3 separate regions of the Mus musculus genome follow, and regions 1 and 3 are each linked to region 2. Evidence: chromatin loops called from intact Hi-C (ENCODE). Cell type or tissue: heart. All regions are shown on one strand.

Evidence for each region. A loop is a pair of places that touch in the nucleus more often than their neighbours do. Peaks named below come from ENCODE experiments on the same cell type or tissue, not always from the same donor. Only the 100,000 strongest peaks of a DNase experiment are listed, where the experiment ranks them.
Region 1: a loop joins it to region 2, with 4 times the contacts of the local background. A loop is called at or near these places in 4 of 42 quality-filtered maps.
Region 3: it touches region 2 in a loop (2.2-fold over the local background); 9 of 42 quality-filtered maps call a loop at or near these places.

Annotation. Positions count from the first base shown.
Region 1 is chr7:55,790,087-55,798,086 of GRCm38, forward strand. Tubgcp5 (tubulin, gamma complex associated protein 5) reads left to right here and starts at 4,039. Exons shown (of 23, transcript NM_146190.3): 1 at 4,039-4,254; 2 at 5,812-5,865; 3 at 5,953-6,061. The coding sequence starts at 4,109. In heart, no CTCF peak of the experiment used is centred here; a DNase peak (open chromatin) is centred at 4,055; H3K4me3 peaks cover 2,035 bases; H3K27ac peaks cover 1,465 bases.
Region 2 is chr7:56,047,171-56,055,170 of GRCm38, forward strand. Herc2 (HECT and RLD domain containing E3 ubiquitin protein ligase 2) reads left to right here and starts at 2,985. Exons shown (of 93, transcript NM_010418.2): 1 at 2,985-3,132; 2 at 3,686-3,778. The coding sequence starts at 3,707. Gm34121 (predicted gene, 34121) reads right to left here and starts at 2,880. Exons shown (of 3, transcript NR_166588.1): 1 at 2,572-2,880. In heart, a CTCF peak has its summit at 3,073; DNase peaks (open chromatin) are centred at 2,931 and 3,591; H3K4me3 peaks cover 2,616 bases; H3K27ac peaks cover 1,774 bases.
Region 3 is chr7:55,958,896-55,966,895 of GRCm38, forward strand. It overlaps Nipa2 (non imprinted in Prader-Willi/Angelman syndrome 2 homolog (human)), which reads right to left and starts at 3,598. Exons shown (of 7, transcript NM_001256130.1): 1 at 3,305-3,598; 2 at 2,557-2,677. It overlaps A230056P14Rik (RIKEN cDNA A230056P14 gene), which reads left to right and starts at 3,636. Exons shown (of 6, transcript NR_015495.2): 1 at 3,636-3,777. In heart, a CTCF peak has its summit at 3,514; a DNase peak (open chromatin) is centred at 3,646; H3K4me3 peaks cover 1,919 bases; H3K27ac peaks cover 1,704 bases.

The DNA.
Region 1 (8,000 bases), 260 kb before region 2:
AATAATAATAAAGAACGAAAAGGTGTGACCTTGTTGGAGGTTGTGTGTCACTGTGGGGGGCAGGCTTTGAGTTCTCCTAAATTCAAGCTATGCCCAGTGAATTATTCTCCTCCTGCCTTCAGATTAAGATGGAGAACTCTCAGCTCCTCCAGCACCATGCACACTGACATGATAATAGACCAAACCTCTGAAACTGTAAGCCAGCCCCAATTAAATATTTGCCGTATAAAAGTTGCCTTGGTCATGGTCTCTCTTCACAGCAATAAAACCCAAACTAAGACAATAATCTTATCCCGTCCTGCGGGATTCAGTTATTCGTGGGTGTGAGGGGGACCGCAAATCTGGAAGGAGATGGAAGGAAGAAAAAGAGGAATAGGAGACCAGGAAGGGTACCTATCACGGTCTCGTTTATTATGCTGAGGTGCCTTCTTTTTAAAGCATACATCGCAGGGAATATGGGAGGGGTCTAGGGAGAATTATACAAAGAACAAAGAAACGAGCATCTGCTGACATGGGGGCCGAAGTCAGGCGCCAGGCAGCGGGCACTCTGGATCTTATCTCTGGAACATCGATCCTCCTTGACAGCCTTGGGGGTCAGGCTGGGCTCAGGCACAGCTCATGTCCTTGGATGTCATGGGAACTCAGGAAGAGATAGGGGAGAGGGGACTATAATTCAGCTTTACAGCCTCAGGTGCCAGGAAGGGAATAGGGCGGAAGGGGGGTGATAACCAGCTCTTAGTACAAGGCCATTTGGCCTGTTAGGGAGATTGTGAAGGGCTCACTTTCTCAGGGGATGGTCTCTGACATAATCTTGTAAAGTTTTGTGTCTCCTAAGACATGTAACAAGTTTCTTTTTTTTTTTTTTTTTTTTTTGGTTTTTTGAGACAAGAGTTTTTCTGTGTAGCCTTGGCTGTCCTGGAATTCACTTTGTAGACCAGGTTGGCCTCGAACTCAGAAATCCGCCTGCCTCTGCCTCCCGAGTGCTGGGATTAAAAGCGTGTGCCACCACACCTGGCTACGTAACAAGTTTCAAACCAAACTCCCTACCATGTTGATTTCAGTCAACTGCTATAGAAAACCAAAGCCTACTACTCAGTCAAGAGATAGTCTTATGGGCCTTCTTCTTAATGCCCCAAAGCTGTGTATAAGGATATGACAAGAGAATGGGGACAGGAGAATGGGGACAACAGCACCCAAATTAGCATACAAAGCAAGCCTGTTTTCAGGGAAACTGGACGCTTCTTCATCTGAGCTTTACACAACACCGGGAGAGAGCTCAAGCCAGTTGGCAGATTAAACATAGGCACACTTGTGGTGTGTCTTTCCACAATGTCAGAGTTTATTGAATAGCAATAAATTCACAAGGCTTTCTGGCTTTAATGACAGCAATTTGCCATAAAATCTTGGTAGCCTATGTTAGCATTCTGTCTAAGCTCAACCCCACAGAGATACCTGGCAACAGGAGCCAGGTATGCTCCTCCCCACAGTTACCCTGCAATAGCCAGGTAGGCCTGACCCACTATAAAAGAGGCTGAATGACACCCCCCCTTCTTGCTCTTCCCTTCTTGCTCCCACTCTGTCCCTTCCCCCATCTCTCCCCATTCCCTTCTCCGTCTCTCTTCACGTGCTCATGGCCAGCCTCTACTCCTCTACTCCTCTTCTTCTCTATTCCTCTCTCTCTCTCTGCCTTTCTCTGACTCTACTACCCTCTTAACTCCCCTCCCCATGCCCTGAATAAACTCTATTCTATGGGCCTGCTGAGACACCCTCTTCTTCCATACCTCACCACAGCTCCATAGAACATATCCCCTCCTCTCTTTATCTTTTTATAAACACATCCGCCTAGATGAATACAAGTTCCAACCTTAATTACCAATATCAAGTCTCATATCACACAGCACACAATAAATATATCCAAATCTGTCCTTGTCTCTATCTCTGTCTATCTGTCTGTCTGTCTGTCTCCCTGTGTGTGTGTGTGTGTGTGTGTGTGTGTGTGTGTGTGTGTGTGTAGGCTACAGAATGAATGAGTACAAGAGGTTTCAGAAGTGGATGGAGAAAAGATCTGTATAAACAAGTCAGACCAGTGCCAGGAGAAAGCTAGTGGTAGAAACTGCTGGTGAAGCTGCTCGAGTCAGGCTTGAGTGTGAAGCTGCGAAATCTGGATTCAGGATGAAGACAGCAAGCCTGGTCTGTAGCAGAAAATAAGTCAGGATCAGAGCACTGCAGATTAGCTCCAGATCAGCAGGAGAACAACTGGGCATTTGAGGCAGTGGGGAGGCTACATCAACAGTGGGGGACTTAGCCAAGTCCTTGATGCACACACCATATAATAGGTTTGTGTGCAGCCATAACATCACAGTGGTGGGTGTCTATCACTTATGGCATCCACATGAGGGAGACACAGCATTTTCTCCATCTGGTATGTTTGATAAGTCCTTGTGCCTGGTTTGCCAGATTTAATACGTCAGTCTGCCTTCACAGTTCCAAGTCTCCCCCATTCAACTTACAGTGTGGCTCCCTCTCTAGTCCCAGGGACAAGCTAACTGTCTTTGCTTTACGCGGGTGCCTATCTGCTGCTTTCTCTGGATCTACTCAGCTGCAGAATGGAGTCAAAGGCCTCTTGTAAAACAGTCTCCTGGGGCAGTGCACAGCTTAGGGGATAACAACTGTTTTATTCAATATGGAGTAACTTAGCCTGGCCTCAACAAAGACCTTCCTCGTGAGGGATTCGTCTAAGAAAAAGTCAGGCAAGTACCAATTGGGGTGGCAGGTGCTACCTAATGCGGACGATTTATAAAGGCTCAAAGGCTCCAGCTGCTGCTCTGACGACTTTGCCCACGTCTGCTCTCAAGAGTGCTTTCCCCTTTTTATATTTTGAAAATGACGTTTTAAAATTTATTTTTGTATGGGGTGGAGGTACGCACACATGGGAATTATAAGACTACTTATGGGACATGGTTCTCTCCTATCATGTGAGTCCACACGATGGGATGCAAGCAGCCAGGCCTGACAGCCAGCAACTTTATTAAGTAAGCCAGCTTTTTTTGTTTTGTTTTGGGTTTGTTGTTGCTGTTGTTGTTTTGGTTGTTTTGTTCTGATTTTTTTTTTTTTTTTTCGAGACAGGGTTTCTCTGTATAGCCCTGGCTGTCCTGGAACTCACTCTGTAGGCTGGCCTTGAACTCAGAGCCACTTTCCCTTTCTTGAGAACTTGTTCGAGGGTTCTAACAAGAAAGCACAACTGCCTGTACTGTAACAAGGACAAGTCCTCCATAGGGAAGGTCGGCCTAACCCAAAGCTGTGGGTGCACAAAGAACAGTAACAGAAAAGCATCCCCGGCCATCAAGTGGGTGACAGACAGCTGGCCCTCACATACATCTCCACCTTACTAATAAACCAGCAGTTTCAGCATGTGGGCAGTGACCCGCAGTAGGGATCACACATCAGATAGTTACATTACAATTCGTAAACTAGCAAAAGTATAACTATGAAGTAGCAACGAAATAATTTAATGGTTATGGGTCATCCCAGCGAGAGGAACTATATTAAAGGGTCACAGCATTTGGAAGGTTCAGAGCCATTGTAATACATAAATGGGCACTATCGCTGCTTTAACCATATGTTCCTGGTCTAATCAGAAGCATGTGTTTAGTTGGGGAGCTCTGAGAGCCCAGTTTAGGTCGTCTGGAGGAGAAAGTGAAGGCCGGAGCATGAACAAATAAGTCACGATGTTCAAAAATGTCGGAAACTATACCCTGGAACCAAAAAACTGGTTGGCTCAAAATGCATCAGAATTTAAATCGTTAATCAGGAGTATCCAGAGTCCCTTATTAACAATGATTAATAATAAATAATGGTTAGCTGTCTGAAGACTCTCGGATTTCCCGGTGTGCAAGCAGAAAGAGCACATCTCTTCCCCACCCACGGACGCACCGCATCCAGCAACCAGCATCCACTCCCATCAGCACCTTTCCCAGGCACAGCTCCGGGGCTGCCGGAACTCTCGCGGAAACATCCTCCACATCTCGAAACCCCGGTGCCGGGACGGGCGGAACTCTCGCGAGAACAGTCGCCACTTAGCAGAGATCCTGATAGGTACGCCGCGGCAATGGCCCGGCCTAAGTCGTCCGGGAGCCGGATGGACAGACAGCTGGAGCATGATGTGTGCGAGCTCGTCCGGCAGGTTACGGGGCTGCAGGACGAGGCGGACCCCAACTTCCAGCTGGCCCTGGACTTCGTCTGGTCCAACTTCAGGTGTGGGATCGCGGCTACGAGCTGAAGTCGCGCGGGCGGGCGGGTCCGGGTCGGGAGTGCGGCCTCCGGCACCCCTGCGTCTGCTGCAGCTGCTGTGCCTTGGTTTCCCCTTAGGTGCCCTTGCGAGAAACCCGCAGTTGCAGCGGCACATTCCTAGAGAGCTGTTGACTCTGCTCACCCGCACGCAGTACGGTGCACATCAAAAGTCATTTGATGGCTGGGAAAGTGAATTTTTAGCGCCAAATTCTGATCACATCCTGTTAGGTTTTTTGGGGGTTTTTTGTTTTGTTTTGTTTTTTGTTTGTCTCACCAACCCCCCTCTTCTCTTGCTCGGACCACTTACAAGTTTCCCCGCTTCTGTGTCCTCCCTTTGCATTGCATAAAACAAATTCAAGTTCTACTATTGAGCAACACATAGCATGTCTAGTAGAAGTCACCCTAAACAGTGAACAGTTTGTCAGACTGTGATCCTGATTCTAAGCGCAGGACGTGAGTGTCTGCCTAGTTCGTGAGACTACAGACCTCTCAGGTTGATGGGAAGCAAGCCAACGATCCAAAACCACAAGTGCAATTTCTAGTTATAACCTATAGAAAGAACAAGGATTCAAAGAAGTCAGGTAACTCGAAAAGCAGATGTACCACAAGTATTTTTTCTAGTGGCAGATAGGAGGGAGGGGATAGTCATTTTAGAGTTGGGAAGAGACATAGATGCTGCATAGTATAACAGAAGTACTAAAAGCATACCTATAACACTCTGTCACCAGTGTCACCCGTAGAAAACATGTGGCAGTCACCTTGTGTTACAGTTGCTTTATTTCCACATGTTGTTCGTTGTTACATTAATGACAGCCTTTGGTCCCACTGCTAAATTTTAGGTTTTGTTGTTGATGATGTTATGTGTATGATTTGACTCTGTGTACACGTGTGCATGTGTGTGCCTGGTGCCCAAGGCAGCTGATCCCCTGGAACTGGGATTATAAACAGCCTGTGGGTGCTGTGAATAGAACCTGGGGACCCTGAGCAATGGCGTGGGCTCTTAACCCCCGAGGCATCTCTCCAGACCCTTTCAAAGCTTTCTAAATATTTGATAATTGTACATGAATATGTTTGCTTTTCTTTGTATTTCATTTTGTACATTTAGCAGAATTATTCAGAGGACAAATGTTAAGATTTCACTGGGCTTCTCTCTTACATTAAAAAGACAAAGAAAATCCAGTCACAATGATGTATGCCTATAATTACATCAGAATTTTGCACTAAAAAGTATACCCACTTGGGTGGCTCAGGCAGGAGGATTGCTGTGAGTTGAAGGCTATCCTTAGCTTCCTAGTGAGCTCAGAGCCACATAGCAAGATCTAGCAAAAACCCTAGGAAAATATGTTATACTGAACATAACTGTGGGACATATAAAAAGACAAAGGAGCCAGAGGACAGGTTGTCAGGGGTGTCAGACATATGCAGGGACATGGAGAGCTGTGACTCAAGTATACTTAGCTACCTGACAGTAAATACTGCCATGTGACACTGACATTAAAAACTGTATTTTATCTTTACCAGATTTCATCGTTTCTTGGATGTCAACAGTCACAAAGTAGAAAAAACAATAGAAGGGTATGTTGATTCTCTGTCTATATGTATTCATTGATGCGTTCTCAAAAGCTATTTAGGTACTAATTGATTTTTTTTTTAACATTTTAGAATTTATGAAAAATTCACCATTCATTCTGATCTCAACAAAGCTGCTAGTTGGAAGAGATTAACTAAGGAGTTCCTAAATGCATCTCTTCCCAGCACAGAGAAAATAAAGGTAAGCCTTCAGCCGTGAGCTCTCCAGTTGTAGTCACTCTTGTTGCTGTTGCTGCTCTTTGTCGTTCCGAGACAGGGTTCTGTGACGCTCTGACTGTCCTGGAACCCACCTTGTAGACCAGGCTGGCCTCAAACTCAGAGATCCCACCTGCCTCTGCTTCCAGAATGTTGTGGTTATAGGCGTGGGCCACCACTGCTCACTGCCGGGCTTTTGCAGTCACTCTGTGCAGTATAATTATCATCACTGTGTTATCTCTTCATGAACGCTCTATTTAGTAGTATCCCCTGACTGGAGCAGGGCCTCAGAGAGAATGGGGTAGCTGTGGCCTCAGGTTTGGTAGGACATAAGCAGTGTGCTCTTGTTTGCTGTCTCACTTGGAATTTACTACGGTTACAGAAATCAGCACTATTTGGCTACCTTGAATTTCTCAGATAGCAGCCGTATCCCAAATGTGCTTTTATATTATGTCAGGGGCTCCAAGGCCACCCTTAGGTACAGTGATTTGCTACAAGAATTCTTAGCACTAGTGTCTTCTTAGTCTAGCATCATCATTTCTATCGTTTATTACCATTAACTCATCTAGATTCCAGTCAGGAAAGAGATGACTAGAGCAGAAAGCAGAAACGAAGCGCATGCATGATAGGCTATGCCTTTAGGGTTCTGTAAGTGTCATCAAGGAGGTTCTCTCACTCAACACCAAAGCTGCCTAATGATGTACTTCTCAAAAGGCTAAGTGATGCCTGGTGAAAATTAAATGGAGATTACTTCATTTGTTGTGTGCTCTGAGGGTTTGTATTATGTGCACATGTGCTCTACTTTGTTGGTGGTGGTGTTTATTGGGTCCTTTGAGAATTTCATACAGTGAGTTTTGGCCATATTCACTGCTACTCCAACTCCTCGTCATCCCTCCATACACACCCAATTTGTGTCCTTTCTTATTCTAATGCATAAAATTTTCATTTGTGCTGCCTCTGTAGTCATGAGTATGTGGCCTTGTACACCTGCCCTGTTGTGGACAGAGAACAGTTTCTGTCTCCAAAACTACAAATCTTCCACATGATGAGCTGTACCACTCTCGGGCACACAGCCAAAGGACTCGATATTCTGCCATTGAGGTTCCTGCTCATCCTAGTCTTTGTTACTCTCACAATAGCCAGGAAGTGAAAACAGCCTACTATCCTACAGCTGATGAATGGATAATGCAAATGTAGTGTATTTATATAGTGGAATATTATTCAGCCCTCAAGAAGAATGACATTAGAAAATTCACGAGCAAATAGAGCTAGAGATCATCAAGACCCAGCAGAAAAAAGATCGCATGCTTTCTCTCATTTGTGAATGTTAGCATTGAATCTTGTACCTGTTGTCTTAGTGTAAGGAAACAGAGAACCGGAGGGTTGCAAGTTCAAGGCCATCTACATACCAAGGCATACCATCAACATACCTAAAACAAAGCATTTCCTGGCTACATTGACTGAAGTTCCAGATTTCCTAAAGAAAAGCCCATAATTCTTCAAAAATACCAATTTTTTTTTAAAAAAAAAAATAGGACAGTATGATTCTAGATGTGAGCTTTCCCTATTATTAACCAGTTAAAAATCCTAAGAACTGTTAACTAGCAGTTGGCTGGCAAGCCGTCCATGAAAACAAGCCTTCTTGGAGAATGTTCAAAGCTTCGGCTACTTGGATCTCCATTAACTTTTTCTGCATAGCTAACATTACAGTTTAGACATCAGTGCTATGAACAAGGAAAGACTCAGAAATTTGGGTCATAGAAAGGCTAACATGCAAAAATAGTACTTTTCATTAGATAGATTTGATTGGTTTATGAGAGTCATAACAAAGATCTGTTGAAACTTGAAATGTCTTGGCAGTGTGGTTTCTAGTGAAAGAAAATCAAAAGACTTTTAGGTTTATTTAAAAAAAAAAATACTGACCC
Region 2 (8,000 bases):
GACTGGTAATTATCCCAATTTCTTCATGTGAGTGCCACTTCTTCAGAGGAAGGGTGTGTAATTTAAAAAGGTAAAAAAAAAATTAGCTAGGGCAGTCCAGGGTAAAAATAATATAAAAACAAAACACACACCCACATTTCTCTCTTGCCAAAAAGCACAAACAGTCCTTGGTTCTCTTGGCACTTTGACCTTGGCCAGAAACCAGAGATGTCTAGAAAGTGTGTGCATGTGTGTGACCTCTAATCTGCCGCTTAAATAATTCTATCTCCTCAGAGGGAGAACAGTAAAAGAGCAGTAAAGCTCTATTAAGAGAAGACTGCTTGTCAGGAGAATAGAATCACTGCCAGGGTGAAGGCCTTACATTCCAGTTGAGACAAGTCTATGAGTCTTGGAACCCTAGTAAGGTGGGCTCACCTTAAGTCATGCTTGAGCCATCACTTAACAGTAATTTACCGTTAATCAACACATCACAAAGTCAGCATATGCTTGCTAACCTCAAAGGTAGTTAATGTGACAAGAACTCATACTCTCTGAATCTCCCTCTTTGCACTGATTAACCAATCATGTGGTTGTGAAGTCAGGCTCCTTCCAATGGGATAATGGGATGAGATACAGTCATCACCTGCATTTAGGGATACATAACAGGGAGCACCTTGGGCATGCCTGGCTTGGGATTTCAAGAACCCTTTTTTTTTTTGAAAAAAAAAAAAAGTCACCTTGCTGAGCTACTCTTGTTTTATTCATGTGTTCTTTTGTGTGACACAAGATTATTTTACTACAAACTAAAACCAGGTCCTCTGTAAAAGTAGCCAATATTCTTAATGTCCAAGCTATCTCTTCAGCCATGTATATTAAATTACTAAAGAATAGTTTCACCTTATCATGTTCTTAAACACAAATATCCTAAAGATGATAGGAGCCAAGTTATGAAGAATTTGACAAGGACAGTCTTCCCGAGGGACTGGAAGATAGACAGCTCCCTGGTAGACATGCACAAGAGAAAGGGGACCTTGGAATATTAATGTATTTTTTCTATTGAAACATTTAAGATAGCTGACTGCCTGCTTTCTTTCTCCTCTCCAAGATAAAGACTTAGTGGGTTTTTCCTATCAGAGAGACTGTTCAGTGAGAATTTCAAATCTCCCACTAACAGGGTGTCCAGTATGGAGAAACAGCCAGCCTCCCTTTCTTTGTCTAGATTATACATTTCCCTGCAATAGCCCAAACCAGCGAGTTTAGAGAGATAGAACTACTTATTGGCAAAACATATGAAGATTTTGCCTCTGACAGAGACTATCTTTGGGTCCCTTCTCTAGTAGCTCACTCTGTCTCTGTGTATTTTGTACTTTCTTATCTCCCTCTCTGTGTTTCTGGTTTCAAGAAATCTTGGCTGAGTTTTGAGACCTTGCTTTTCCTGCTGCCTCAATCTTCAAATTGACAAATAAACACACACAGACACACACACACACACACACACACACACACACACACAAAACCTCTGCCATCCTAGACACTTCACCACATTGCCTCACTATGGTTTGAATGTCCCTTCAGATCTCCTGTTGAAATATTACAGTTTTTGTCGCAGTATTAGGAGGTGGACCCTTTAAGATGTGATCAAGTCAAGTAGACTATGCCTCATGGATCAAAATGATGTGTTTGCTTGGTGTATTCTTGCCACACATGGGTTCTCTTGCCTCTATACCATGCTATGCAACATCAGAAATGCCGTCACCAGATACCAGTGCTATGCTCTTAGACTTAGCCTCCAGAAGTGTGAGGTACAAATGCCTGTATTTATTATTCAGTCATGTTGTTACAGCAACACAAAATGGACTACAAACATCGTTTTTTTAGAGCTAGCAGACACAGTTCTAAAAATGTACGTAGGTAAACATGCTTCAGTATGTGGAGGGACGAAGGGTGTCTTGCATGAGAAGGGAGCCTAAGGGCCAGAGATGCCTCCTCGGGTGTTACCTTCTACTGGTAATTATGCTGTCATGCCTCAGGTTCAAAGCCCTGTCCACCCTAACTGTATTTTGGATGTGGTTGAATTTGAAACCTTGTTCAGATACTTTTGAGTTGAAGCAGAAGTAAATTAGAGTCACACAGTCTTTGGGAGGTGTGATAGACTGTGGATCTTTTATACTGCTTCCTGCTGCTTGAAACAGAGATGTGATGTCTGAGCTATGGCAAATCCCTTGACCCTTGGGAGTGAGTTTGAAGATACATACCAAGGATGACAAAAGACAGGTATTTTAACGTTGCAACTGGGCCACCATACCACTGTGGCATATCCCTCATTGCTGCCTTCTAACACGTGGGAAAAAAATGAACCATCGTATTTAAAACAACAAATCGCACCCAGTTCCTATTTCAAATGTTCTAAGTCCTTTCTTTGCCTTCTCATGGAAAAGTTTAATTTCCACATGCTTGAAGATTATGTTATGTTTTATTTGTAGTTATTTGATTATTCCATGATGATCAGAGAACATATTTTGTGTGATTTTAATTGCTCTTTTCTTACTCCCGCACCCCCATTCCCCCAGGGTCTCTTAACCCAGAATTCACCTGCTTCTGCCTTCCTGGTGCCAGGGTTAAAGGCGAGTACTACCAGGCCCGGATCAATTACTTTTTCTTAAATTTCCTCTTCTGTCCACTGACTCAAAGGCCAAAAGGACGCTGTCGTTAAAGCACAGGGAGCCTCGAGAACCTCGTCCCGCTGCAAATACCTTACCAACTTCGGGTCCCTGGAAGCAAACACAGTCTGGGAAGGGTTGGGACTGGGCAAGCCAGCGTGCGTGCGCACAAGTCCCACCTCCCGGCGTCTGCGGTTGGCTCTCGCTGAGCGGGTGAGTCTCAAGAAGGAAGCTGAGTCGTGCTGAAGGAAGCGGAAGTTGGGGGAGGGGCGTGCGACGCTGCTCGTCCATTGGCTGAAGCCGTCTCTCACCCTTGCGCTATTGGGCGGGCGCAGCCATGCGTCAGCGTGCGCTTCGGGCCGCAGACTGGATCGCGAGCGCCGGCCGGCTCCTGCAGGGAGTGTTCCCTCAGCCGGCTGGCGGAGCAGGCGGCGCCAGGGCTGGCCGAGCTGGGCCGAAGGAGGGCGGAGGGGCCGAAGACGGGCGGCGCCAGGTCCGGGAGAGCGGGGCCCGGAGAGCGGCGGGCGGAAGGCGGGCGTTGGCGCGGAGGAACCAGGGCCTGTGCGCCTCGGAGGCCGCGCAGTCACGGCTGTCTTTTTAGTATTTAGGCGATTGTTGTAGATTTATCTGCAGACATGACTTTTGTTTATTTACCACACTCCGCCGGACTGCTGTAGGTATAGCGGCTGATGCACACTGGTGTCATTTGTCGTTGCGATAGTGAGTTTTTTTTCCTGACGTGTGTCTGTGTGTGTCCCTTTGGATTTAAAGGAGTGGGATGACATTGTGCAGTGGTCGCCGGTGACCACTGTAGGTCCGGCCGGCGTATTGGGAAATCCCAGCGACTCTACCTCTATTGGAAGTGGTATTTCCCTCCCTTCTCCCGTTCTGGGGCCAGCTTTCCCTCTCATCCCTCATCCTCTCGTCCCCTCCCCCAGCTCTCCTTCCCTGTTTTATGTTCTGTCTCGGCCGCGTTAAACAGCAGGATGGTGTAAATAGCAGTTTAAAGAAGCTCGAGGGCTCCAGCGTTTGTGTTTGACTTGCAGGTCTGACCACCCGGAGGAAACATGCCTTCTGAGTCTTTCTGTTTGGCTGCCCAGTCTCGCCTTGACTCCAAATGGTTGAAAACAGATATCCAGGTGGGGTGAACATGGTTTTCTCTTTTCTTTGTGTGTTCCTGTCTCTATAAAAAATGTTTGCTTGAGGAGAATGTGTGAGTGAATGGCAATTAGATCTTGTCTTAGGAAGATTATTTCTTATAATTTACAATGTGACATTTATTATGACTGTTGAAGAGATGCTATGTGGTTGTGGCTTAATTGAAGTTAGTTGTAAGTGCAAGAAACTTGAGATCCAGTTATGCAATTTTTCAGTATTTTTATTCTGGAGGCTTATTTTTATTTGTTTATTTTTTTAAGACAGGGTTTCATATTCCCAGGCTGGCCTTGAACTCCTCAGTGTAGGTGAGGATGACCTGACATCCGATCCTTTTGCCTCCACCTCTTGAGTGCTAGCATTGCAGCACCTTAACACCTTGCTGGGATTATGTGGTATAGTTAGGCAGGTATTTTACCAGCTGAACTCCATCCCAGGTCCTGCCAACATTCTTAATCAAGACTTGACTGTTGTTTGTTTCTTTTTCTTTTTTTCCCCCCTCTTATTTTTAGAAAGGGTCTCCCTGTTAACTCACTGTGCCTGGCTGGCCTCTGCATCCTGAGTCCTGGGATGAAAGGCATGTCCTGATATTTTTGCTATTGATTTTGTATGTCCTGATACTATGCAGGGAAGCAGGAAAGTGATATGTAGTTAGCATTTTCTGCGATTTTGTATTTGTTCTCCCGGAGAGGTGACAGTTTAGATGAGCTGTTGGTTTTATATGTCATCTGTAATTAAGAGAAATGCTCAGATTTTCACACCAGGAACAAGAGAAACAGAATGCTGGCTTGTGATGGTAATGTTTAATAAAGTAATTACAAGTGTTATCAGGAAATTATTAACTAAATGATCACAATAAAATTTTTGTAGATGGTTCCCTATAAGCTACTGTTGTTTATGAATAGTTTGGAAGAGTACTTTTGGATCTGGATATCACCAGCTTAAAAAAAGTGTCTGAGATGTTTCTATTGTCTGTGTATTCTTTCCTCCTTTTCGAGGCGAGGATGCTGAACACATTAAATATTTGTCAAACAATCGACTTTTTGTAACAGTCTTACGGATAGCTTATTATCAGCAATCACTACTGTAAGGCAGCGTATGCAGCGATTGATTATGGAGTTTTATAAATGGAAAGTTATTGCCTTCTCTTGATTTCCTTTTCCCTTTAAACTAGGGTTGAGTGCTGATAGATCTGAGTCCAAGTGTTGAGGACTGCTGGAGATGACTGTTGGAGATACTAGGTTTGCTGCTCATGGTGTGCTGTAATAGGACTGAGCTAAGGGATTGAAAGTACTTTGGTAGTTCTTAACCTTTGTTGTTTAAATACTTCTTTTAGTTTAGCTGTTAGTGTCTGCTTTCTTTTTGTCTTTTGTAAGCAGATTGGAGAGGTGAAAAATAAGTGATTTTTTTTTTTATATCTGAAATACTGAGAGTCAGACAAACTTTAAAAAACATTAAAGACTTATTTTTGTGTGTATATGATGTGAGTCAGTGTGTTCTTGTTGGAAGGTGTGCATGTGCCGTCCATGTGTGTAGAGGTTGGAGGACAACCCCAGTGTGAGTCCTGAACTTCCGCAGTGTGTGCAGCAGGATCTCTGTGTATATACTCCAGCCTGGCTGGCCGCGTGCTTCCACGGGAAATGTTCCTGCCTCTGCTTCCTGCCATCCTGTAGGAAAACAGATGACAGACACACTGCGCTGAGTTTGGCTTTTATATGACCTCCAGGGACCTAAAGTCAGGTTGTCAGGTTTTGTTGGCAATGACTTACCTGCTTAGTCAACTCCACACCCCAGGACAGACGCTTCAAGATTTGCTCTTTGGAGTTAACATATTTTGAGACACTTGTTGCAATAAAGAGATTATTCTAAGAGTTGGGAGCTTAGCGTAGTCTTAGAGTACATATAATTTTATAATTTTCTGTATTCAGTGTGATACTGGTATTTTGCCCTTTTTAGATATTTTAAATTTATTTATATATTTATTTTTACAAGTCTTCCCACTGTCTCCTAAGAACAAGTGACTAGGTTTTAGTTATACATCAGAGGAAATATGTGTTTGGTAATGCAGATGTCTAAATAGTATGGAAAAGTGGTTGTGCAGTTCTCCCAGCATTGCTTATTAAATATGGAGAATGCATGTTGTTCCCTAAGGCTTAGACACAGTGTCACTGTCTGGGACAGTGCACATACATCTTATGCTGGCAAGCTTTACTTTTATGTGGAGTTGGGGGTTGGGGAGAGTGGGGTTGCTTTCCTTGATTGAGAAGTTCCTCATTTCTTACTTAGGCTTTTCATTGACTTGTAGTCAGTAAATAGTATGTGGGAAAGACATACATATGTATGTATGTATATACATTTAGGACATTTATTTTGGTAAGCTTATTTTGTTGGAAATACCCAAGAAATTTTTAGTAATTTTAGAAAGGAGTTATTTTTGAAGTATGAATTTTTTGTTGTTGTTGTTGTTTTGTTTTTTTGAGACAGGGGTTTCTTTGTATAGCCCTGTTTGTCCAGAAACTTACTCTGTAGATCAGACTGACCTTGAACTCACAGAGATCTGCTTGCCTCTGTCTCCTGAGTGCTGAGATTACAACTGTGTGCCACTGTTGTCCAGTAAAGTCTGAAAACTTCTAATATGTCTATAATAAACATTGATCCTTGACTACTTTTTAAAGATATTAACATGCCAGGCTTAGTTCCTTGCAACCAGCAGTTTTTAATGCAGTGCCTGTTGCAAGCCAGTTACCTGTCTGGTTTTCACATACATATATAAGTATATAAATATATGTTTATTTAAACATATGTTTATTTATAAATATATTTGTATACTTGTAAATTTGTACTAATATATTTTATAATAATAAAGTACATATATGACATGTTATATAATATGTATTATTCATATTATATGCTTGCATCCTATATAAATATAAAAAATATAAAAATATTTATAATATATAAAGCGAAATAATGTATATACATTTACATAAATGTATATGTAACTATAGAAATATGTGTATGTATATTTACATATTTGTGTATATATTCATATACACATATATGTGTAAATATATATATACATATATACACATATATATTTACACACATGCACACTTATATATACAGGCATTGTGAACTGGGGAAATGGCTCAGTCAGAGCTTGTTTTGCAAGTGTGGGACACACAATGGTTGATGTTGGTCATAGGTGCCACATTAGAGAGAAAGGCTAACTAAGATGCTAAGCTTTCATTTCCTGAAGGAGCTGAGGGGTTCAGCCTTACTGAAAAAAGACTGTCTCTGACTAGCTCATTCAAGTTACTTTTATTCAATCATTACATAAAATTAATTGGGGCGGGAAAGATTCTAACTATCAGTGTTATCTTGCCCTTGCTGCCTGAGAGAGCTGACAATGCACACCAATCTCAGTCTCCTTCGACCATGGCTAGCCATAATCAAAAGACCTCTAGGTCTGCCTGGAGCGTCTTAGGACCGAGGTTTGTGCGGCTGCAAGCTCTCACGTAGCACCAAGTGCAGACTTTCCAGGGAGACTACAGTTCTTCAAGGTTCAAACAATTTCTCAGGTTCTACTGATTAACCCAAATGTACCAAAGGCTTTGCTGAGGTATTTCATTCAAAGCCAGACACAAAGGCTTCACTTTATATATCTCTGCACACACAAATTCTGATTTCCATCATACACATAACTGTCAACTGACTGTGATGGCCCTTCTGTGATCTCTGTGACTAAAGTCAAAGACAGGGATTCCCAGACAAGCTCAATACTGTCTGAATGATAGGCGCTTGGTTCAAGTGAGAGTCTCTGTCAGTAAAGAAAGGATGGAAAAGGAAGAGCCCTAATGTCAAATTTTGTCCTCCAGACACATTTGTATGTATGTGTACCTGCACACAGTAATGCACCAATACACACACATGCACACAAACATGTCAAAAGTCTCTTCACACTTTAATGTTTAGCAATCCTAACTTTTAAGTAGATTCATTGAGGCATCTAGCTTTCCTTCATATCTCTTGAAATGACAATATAAGGCCTAAGATGTGTGGCCATATTTCTATTATCTGATGTAATTGTACTTTTCCATTAAACCAAAAAGGAAATTACATAAAGGAACTGAGCATAGTGAACTTAGTGCATTGCACCTTTAGAGTTTTCTTCCAATCTTGATGAAAGGCTAAGAGTATGTTTTT
Region 3 (8,000 bases), 88 kb before region 2:
AAAAAAAGCTGGGTATGGCCTCATCAGTACCTATAATGGCAGCACTGGGAACAGGAGAGAGAAAGCAGAGAAATGGACTTCTCAGACTTGTTACCAGCACAGCTACCGGCTCAGTGAGAGACCCTGTATCAAGGTAGTGACTAACAAAGCAGGACATTTAACTCTTTAAGTGGAAGAAGCTAGGAATGAGAAAAACGGGCGGGTAGAGACATTAAATAACTTGTAATAACAAGCAGGAAGCAGAACCAGACTCAAGAGGTGAGGTGCCATCCTTTATTCTACCCTTTTCTCAAAGGATGCCGCCTAGTCACAGCAGGTAACTTGCAGCTAACATTGGGGGTCCCAATGTAGTTACCAATAACTAAGACCTTTCCTTTGTTCCACACCTAACTTTTTTTTTGTTTGTTTGTTTGTTTGTTTTTCGAGACAGGGTTTCTCTGTGTAGCCCTGGCTGTCCTGGCACTCACTTTGTAGACCAGGCTGGCCTCAAACTCAGAAATCCGCCTGCCTCTGCCTCCCAAGTGCTGGGATTAAAGGCGTGCACCACTACGCCCAGCTCACACCTAACTTTTAAATCTTAGTTCCTAATACTGTATTTCACACACCTTGTGTTCTTTCCATGGCTACCACTTTAATCTACTCCTAATTGTCTATTTACCGGCTTCATTGCAAAGGGCCCAACCAAAAAGCACTCCTGTAAGCAATTCCTAGTTGAATTCCAGGAGCCAAAGTAACTACCATGTTTCCTGAATTCCCTAGACTTTAGCCTATTCCATTCTGAATTTCCTAACCTGTATTAAGGTTACTTATATAGATCATAACCTCCTTCGCTGTGGCTCTCAGTGAAAAACTGGGCTTGCCTATAAATCACATTTACTTAAACTAACAAAGGTGTTCTGAGTACATAATGTATGAACAAGGGGATAGAGCCATGAAGAAAAACACAGACCAAAACTCTGGTCTTCATGAAAGTTACCTCCCAGACAGAAGCAAGGTAAAACAAGAAATAAAAGGGCACTGCAATGTGGTAAATGCCATGGTGAAAAATAATGCACACTAAGGCGCTAAGGGAGGAGGCCTTGATGAGGTAACACTGCGCAGACTTGAAAGGGATGGAAAAAGAACAAAGTGGCACTATAAACGCAGGCTCTACTTAAGAGCAGGTATGCTGTTTTCTGGGAAAGGAAAGATTACTATGGTTGAGTCTAAGTGAGCAAAGTTATGTGAGATACCACAGTAGAGTAACATTCCAACATTACATGTTAGACCACACAGGAGCCCTATAAGCAAGACACAAAGCCAAAAAATATGAACACACCTGCAATCCATTTATTCTTACTTAAAGTCCTCACAGAACTTTATACAAGTGTTAATTTCAAATTTATCTATACAAAATCAATACAACTAGCTATATACAAAATGTTATAGCTGGGAATGTTTTAATCTGAGATATGTGCTTAGTTCTACAATAAAGAAGTATGTAGAACTTTAGTTTGTCAAGTAGGGAGTTTTAAAGTCTCTAATACAATTTTTACTAACTATAACCTTCATGTTATACATTAAATCTCACAACTTACTCTATATACCTGTTACTTTGCATCCTTTGATGCAAGTCTCTCTTCAACCCACCATCACATGTCATGTCGCTCTACAGAGTTCTTGTGTCTACCACAACAAATGCCCTCAAATAAGTCAGATTTAGGTAAAGCTTTTTATATTTTCTATAGAAAAAAATTGGGTACTATTTAATCATATGTGACTCATTTTATATCTTCACAGAGCTTCAAAGTCAGTAGAACTGCTTTCCTTACATCAAAGGGCTACCACTTCAAACAATATCAGAGGATAGTGTTATTTCTCCTTGACAGCCACAGAAAACACATCTCAGAATGTTAGGCACTCATGAGAGGATCACTCAGAAAAGAGATTGGCTCTACTAATCCTGACTGCCATATCATCTTAAAATGTTAGAACTGAAGGGTCTCCTTATGGAGTCCAGGCTGGCCTTGATCTTGAAATCATCCTGTCCCAGCCTCCGGAGTGCTGGAATTACAAGCTTGTATCACCATACCTGGCTGTAAAAGTTCAGCTCTTAAGTCTACTTCTACATAATGTTTACTACTATCTAAAGCTTATAGCAGTCTCAGCTTCAGGTTTAGCTCATTTTTCTTGTGTGTGCACACCTAGTAGTGGTATTTCCCGTATCTGTGAAAAACTAAAGAAAACAACATTATCAGTCATTCTCCACCTTATTTTTCCTGATGGGGCCTCTCAATCAACCTAAAGTTTACTGACTCAACAAGACAAGCTAGACAAGAGGTGGGCAGGAACCTCCGGGCAGTGGTGGCGCATGCCATTAATCCCAGCACTAGGGAGGCAGAGGAGGCCAGCCTGGTCTACAGAGTGAGTTCCAGGACAGCCAGGACTACACAGAGAAACCCTGTCTCTATAAAAATCAAAACAAAAAACAACCAAACAACCAAACAAAAAAATACTACAGAACCTAATCTCCGATCTAACTTAGCAATACTGTTAGAAATTAAAATTTTAACTTACATGTAAGTTTAATATGGTCTTTCTTTTAAAAAACAGAGATGATTTATTCATTCTCATTTTCTTGGAAACGCTATCCTTTATTCCCATTTAAAGTATTTAACCACGGCAGAGTAGTTCCACCCTGGAAAGAAGAAAATATGGAAGTAGGTGAAAGGACAGAAAATTACTAAATACTTAGATATATAGTTACTGGCCTTCCTGTTCTTTCACTTAGTAAGTACTGTAAGAGCTTCTACATACAGCTTACTGGAATGAAAAACGTCAAATCTCAGACTTCCTCTTTTAACTTTAAAAATAATTAATATGGTATCAAACGGGCACATGATATAGAATCTAAAGAAACTGCACTCAAGACCACTCCTAAACTAAATGCCTTGCCATTATCGTAGAGAAATCAAAGAAGCAGGAACCCCAAACCCTGCATTTTGTGTAAACCCTATTAAGTGCCAGGGAACTGAGTCAAGCAAGCTCAAAACGTTACAGCAAGCCGAAACCATCTTCTGAAAACTCACGAAGGCAAATAAAACTGATATGCAGAACTTAACGAGTACGCGACCGGACAGGGCCAACCAGCCAGACTTCTGCCGGATTGAATGGCAATCAATCCGACTCACTGCGGATCACCAGGGAAGCTGCGTCCACCCCAGAACACGCGAAAAAGCAAGTCGCCCCGGGGCCCTTCTCCGACCTCAGGCGGCCGACACAGCCCGCAGCTCCGCCCTGGAGCTCGCTTACAGGAAGTAGCTACCTTAGGGCCGTCGCAGGCCGGCGGGCGACTCGGCTCCCTCCGGGACGCGACCCCGGTGCCCGCTCAGACCCCCACGCAGGCAGCTCGCTCCTGCGCGCACACAGCCACCGTCTCCGGCGACGTCCCGCGGGAAGTTCGTGCATCCGAGACTGCAGTGAGCGCCGCCTCCTCCATGGGAGAGCCGAGAGGAGCCTACCTCGGACAGCCTTCGGCCGCACCGCGGCCAGCACCAGAAGAGCCGCCGAGAACCTGCCGGGAAACCTGGGCGCAGACTAGTGACGTAAACCGCGCGCGCTGGGCAGGCACAGCTCAGGCCCCGCCTCCGCAAGGCTCTTCGCCCCGCCCTGACAGCGAGCCGGAGGAGCCGTACCTTCTAAGGTCATCTTTGCTCACCTACTCATCAAAAATCCAGCCCTGTTATTTAAAATCCGATTTCCTGGGAGTCTTCACGTGGGACCTTTGGGATGGAGGAGGTGGGTTTGACCGCAAAGGGCGGAAGTGGGCGGGACAAGGAGGCAGGTTTCCAGGGAAGAGACAGTAAAGCTTGTGGAGGAGGACCTTGTGATTTGGACAAGAGATCTTTTCCACGAGATGCACAGGAAACAAAGTAATAGCTTTTTCTCGGCTGCTTTTGCTTTGAAAAGACCATTGAAGGCTGCTGAAAATCCTTGTTTACAGGATATGTTACTCCAAGAACATTTGTTTGGGTGTGTTTGGGAGGGAGATCCTTGTAAAATGAATTATACATTTATTGAAACATTAAAAACAGCACTGTAGTTTTCCTATCTCCTATGCTAATGCTTTGGACGTGATGGTCTAAAACATTGAGGGAGTGGCTAAGTAGCTAATTTAAAAGCTACTCTGCTGTGAACTTGACAACCAGATACCCAAGTGTCTTAGAACTGGCTCTTGAGGACTTATTTTGCTCAATTTTTAGGGTAGGCTAATTTCTAGATGACATGCAAGTGGGACTTTGATGATCAGGTAAATACAGAATGACTCCAATTTTTCCACCTTTCCATGTGTCCACAAATTTTACAGTACCTGCATCTCCACTCTCCCTGAATCTGCATTGGCTGGGGGAATGGTATTGAGCAAAGAAAAATGCAATGAAACTTGATAAGAAGCCCGGACTGGTGGGCAGGAGGGAATAATGGAGAACAAATGTAGTACAATGTAGACCAGGAACAAAGCCACCATACTGACTTCCTTCCTGGCTAACTCAGAATTGCTGGCAAGGGTCAGGTTGGTTCACATCAGCAAAACTGCCCCACTGACCCATCGGCCTAAAAGAAAGAATAAGTGATTGCCACCTCATTTTGGTTTAAATTGATAGGCAGCAATAACTTAACTGATAAAGATGGCAACAGACATCTCCAAAGACCTGTTGATTATCATAAAGGCACTGGTTGGTTCATTTGAACAGGTGTGTGCCGTATGTGGGATCAGCATTGTAATTTAACCGTGGTAGAGAATTATCTTGTGGCACCTCCCTCTCCCTTCCCTTCCTCCTTCTCACTCCCTCCTCCCCATTGTCCTAAACATCCAAGGTACAGATCCTTCTCATCCATCTGCTTTCATCATTACAATCCTTTAGCTACTGTCACACTCATTATCTGGTCCTCCAAGCCAGTACTCACATCACACAGTGGAGTGAGTGTGGTGTGTGTGTGTGTGTATGTGTGTGTGTGTGTGTGAGTGCCTATTTAGTATGCTGCGGGCTCCTTAAATGCGCAAATCATTTTTCTAAGTCATAATGTTCCATATCTAATATTGTGTGACTGTTCAAGCAGTGATCATGGGTACCTTTAAAGTTTTAAAATCTAATTTTTGTAGGCCCTTAGGAGACAGAAACAGCAGGATTGCCACAAATTGAAGACTAGCCTGAGCTACATACACATTTTCAGGGAAGCTTGGTTACAGCGTGAGACATTGTTTCCAAAGGAAAACAAAACAAAAGAAAAGTTAAATAATATTGTAATTCTCATATGTTCCTGATGGAATTTAAACTAGCACAACCTTGGGAAATGGACTGACAGCTTCTACAAAAGTTGAATATAGTTAAACATGGTAGCAGATACCTTTAATTCCAGCACTTAGAAGGCAGAGTTCAACCCAGTCTGGTCTACACAGGAAGTTCCAGGACAGATAGGGCTATATAGACAGATGGTGTCTCAAAAAAAAAAAAAAAGCTAAACATACTACAACCATATGACCCAACTGTTTAAGTTATCTATCAAAAAGAAATGAAAACATTCATATAAGCATGAGAGAAATTGTAAATAAATATTCTATAGCTACAGCGGTTATATTTGCAATGACAACAAGCACACCTGTACACATCGCAAATAGCCTAATGTGAGTGGGAAACTAGCCAGTAATAAAACGAAGTGAACTACTGATAGATGCTATAAAATGACTGAGTCTCTGAGAAGTGAAAGCCAGCCTCTCCTTGTACATAAAATATCTGGCTAAGAGAATTAAAAGGAAATGGGAGCTGGAGAGAGGGCTCAGCTGGTAAGAACACTGGCTGCTCTTCCATAAGACCAGGGTTCGATTCCCAGCACCCACATGGCAGCTCACCAGTGTAACTCTAGTTCCAGAGGATCTGGCACCCTTGCACAGACAAACATGCAGGCAAACACATCAATGCACATAAATAATAATAAATCTTGGAAAAGAAAATCTAGGGACTAGGAAGTAGCACATAGTGACAAAAAGTGATGGTGTGGGCACGGAGGGGCAAGAAAAGCAGGTTTCAAGGACCCAAAGGAAACTGGCATAACGACTGTTTTCAGTTTTGTTCCTGATGTGACTTTCATCACATACACTGCATGATATGCTTGTGGTGGTTTGAATATGCTTGGCCTATTATTAGGAGGTGTGGCCTTGTTGGAGTAGGTGTCACTGTGGTGGTGGTATTTGAGGTCAGATATGCAAGCTCCACCCAGTGCACAGAGAGTACCCTTCTCAGTGCCTTTGAATCAAGATGTACTCTTAGCTCCTTCTCTAGCACCATGTCTGCCCCAATTAAATGCTGTCTTTTATAAGAGCTGCCTTATTCATGGTGCGTCTTCACAGCAATGGAATCCTAACCAAGAAAACACACTAGATGATTACAACCTCTTATGTGCCAATTATACCTCAATAAAGCAATTAAATCCTGTTTGTCACTTCTACAAAACCAGTCAAGATGCATAGTAGTTTTTTGTTTGCTTTTGTTTTCTGAGACCAATTCTCACTAGGTAGCTATACCTATCCTAGAACTCACCAGGCTTTGAACTCACAGAGATCTACTCACCTCTGCCTCCCCAACTCTGGGATTAAAGGCATGCACTACTGTACCCGGCAGATAGTATTTTTTTGTTTTGTTTTTCAAGACAGGGTTCCTCTATGTAGCTCTGGCTGTCTTGGAACTTGCTCTGTAGACCAGGCTGGCCTTGAACTCACTGAGATCCACCTGCCTCTGCCTCCTGAGTGATAGGATTAAAAGCCTGCACCACAACGTCTGGACTTAAAACAGTATTTTTTAAAGTGCGGCTAATAAATAGGTTTTTTTGTGTGTTATATTATCACAAAAGCACAGAACTGAAGAAAAAAATCATATTTTTCTTCAGAGAATGGTCACAGATAAAGGAAAGCAGCAAGGGCTGAAGAGATGGCTCAGTGGTTAAGAGCACTGGCTGCTCTTCCAAAGGTCCTGAGTTCAATTCCCAGCTACTATATGGTGGCTCATAACCATCTGTAATATGATCTGATGCCCTCTTCTGACACATGGGTGTACATGCAGAGAGAGCACTCAAACACATTAAATAAAGCTTTAAAAAAAATTTAGAAAGAGGCAGGAAGAACAGACAGACTCTAAACAGGCACACTCTGATATATAAGAGGGGCCTTTGAAAGGATGTAATGTTTCCATAACCAGAATAAAACCTGAATTGAACTTTCGGTTCCAGAGCCTAGAAACCAACCTGTGTTGTTATAAACCCCCAAATCTGTGGTAGTTGAAAACGGTCAAACTATATCAAATTTGGAGGAAGAGAAGATAGCAAAAGCCCCAGATATCTTAAGGAACTATAAAAAGGAACAATTTTATATACAGGCAAAAAAAAATTTTTTTTTGGTTGTGTAGTCCTGGATGTCCTAGAACTCACAAATCCACCTGCCTCTGCCTCCCAAGTGCTGGGATTAAAGGTGTGCGCCACCACACCCGGCTTATATACAGGCAAATGAGTTGGACCATTTCTCTCCATCTGGTTCACTGTTTCATTTATTTTACTTAGATTGTTTGTATTTTGCTACTTAGTTGCCTTGCCGCCCATTAACACAGCCCAGTTCCACTCTGAACCCCTTTTCATGTCCTTGACTGAAAACCCCTCTCTTGGAAATACTAACAAAGTTTTTGGCTTTTTGGGTTTGGTTTTGTTTTGTTTATGACTGAGACAGACTCTCTACCCTAGGCTGGCCTGGAACTCATTGTGTAGCTGAAAGTAACTCAGAACTGATCCTTCTGTTTGCACCTTCTGAGCGCTGTGATTACAGTGTTAGGGCTCAGGAATCGCCGAAGGAAGACCCCGGGGACTCATATAGTATACAAGATCAAAGACCATTTATTCTGCAGAAACAACCAGCATTCGGGGGTCACCAACGCGTTAAAATGACAACCCAGACATAGATACTCAGGCCTCTTTTATAG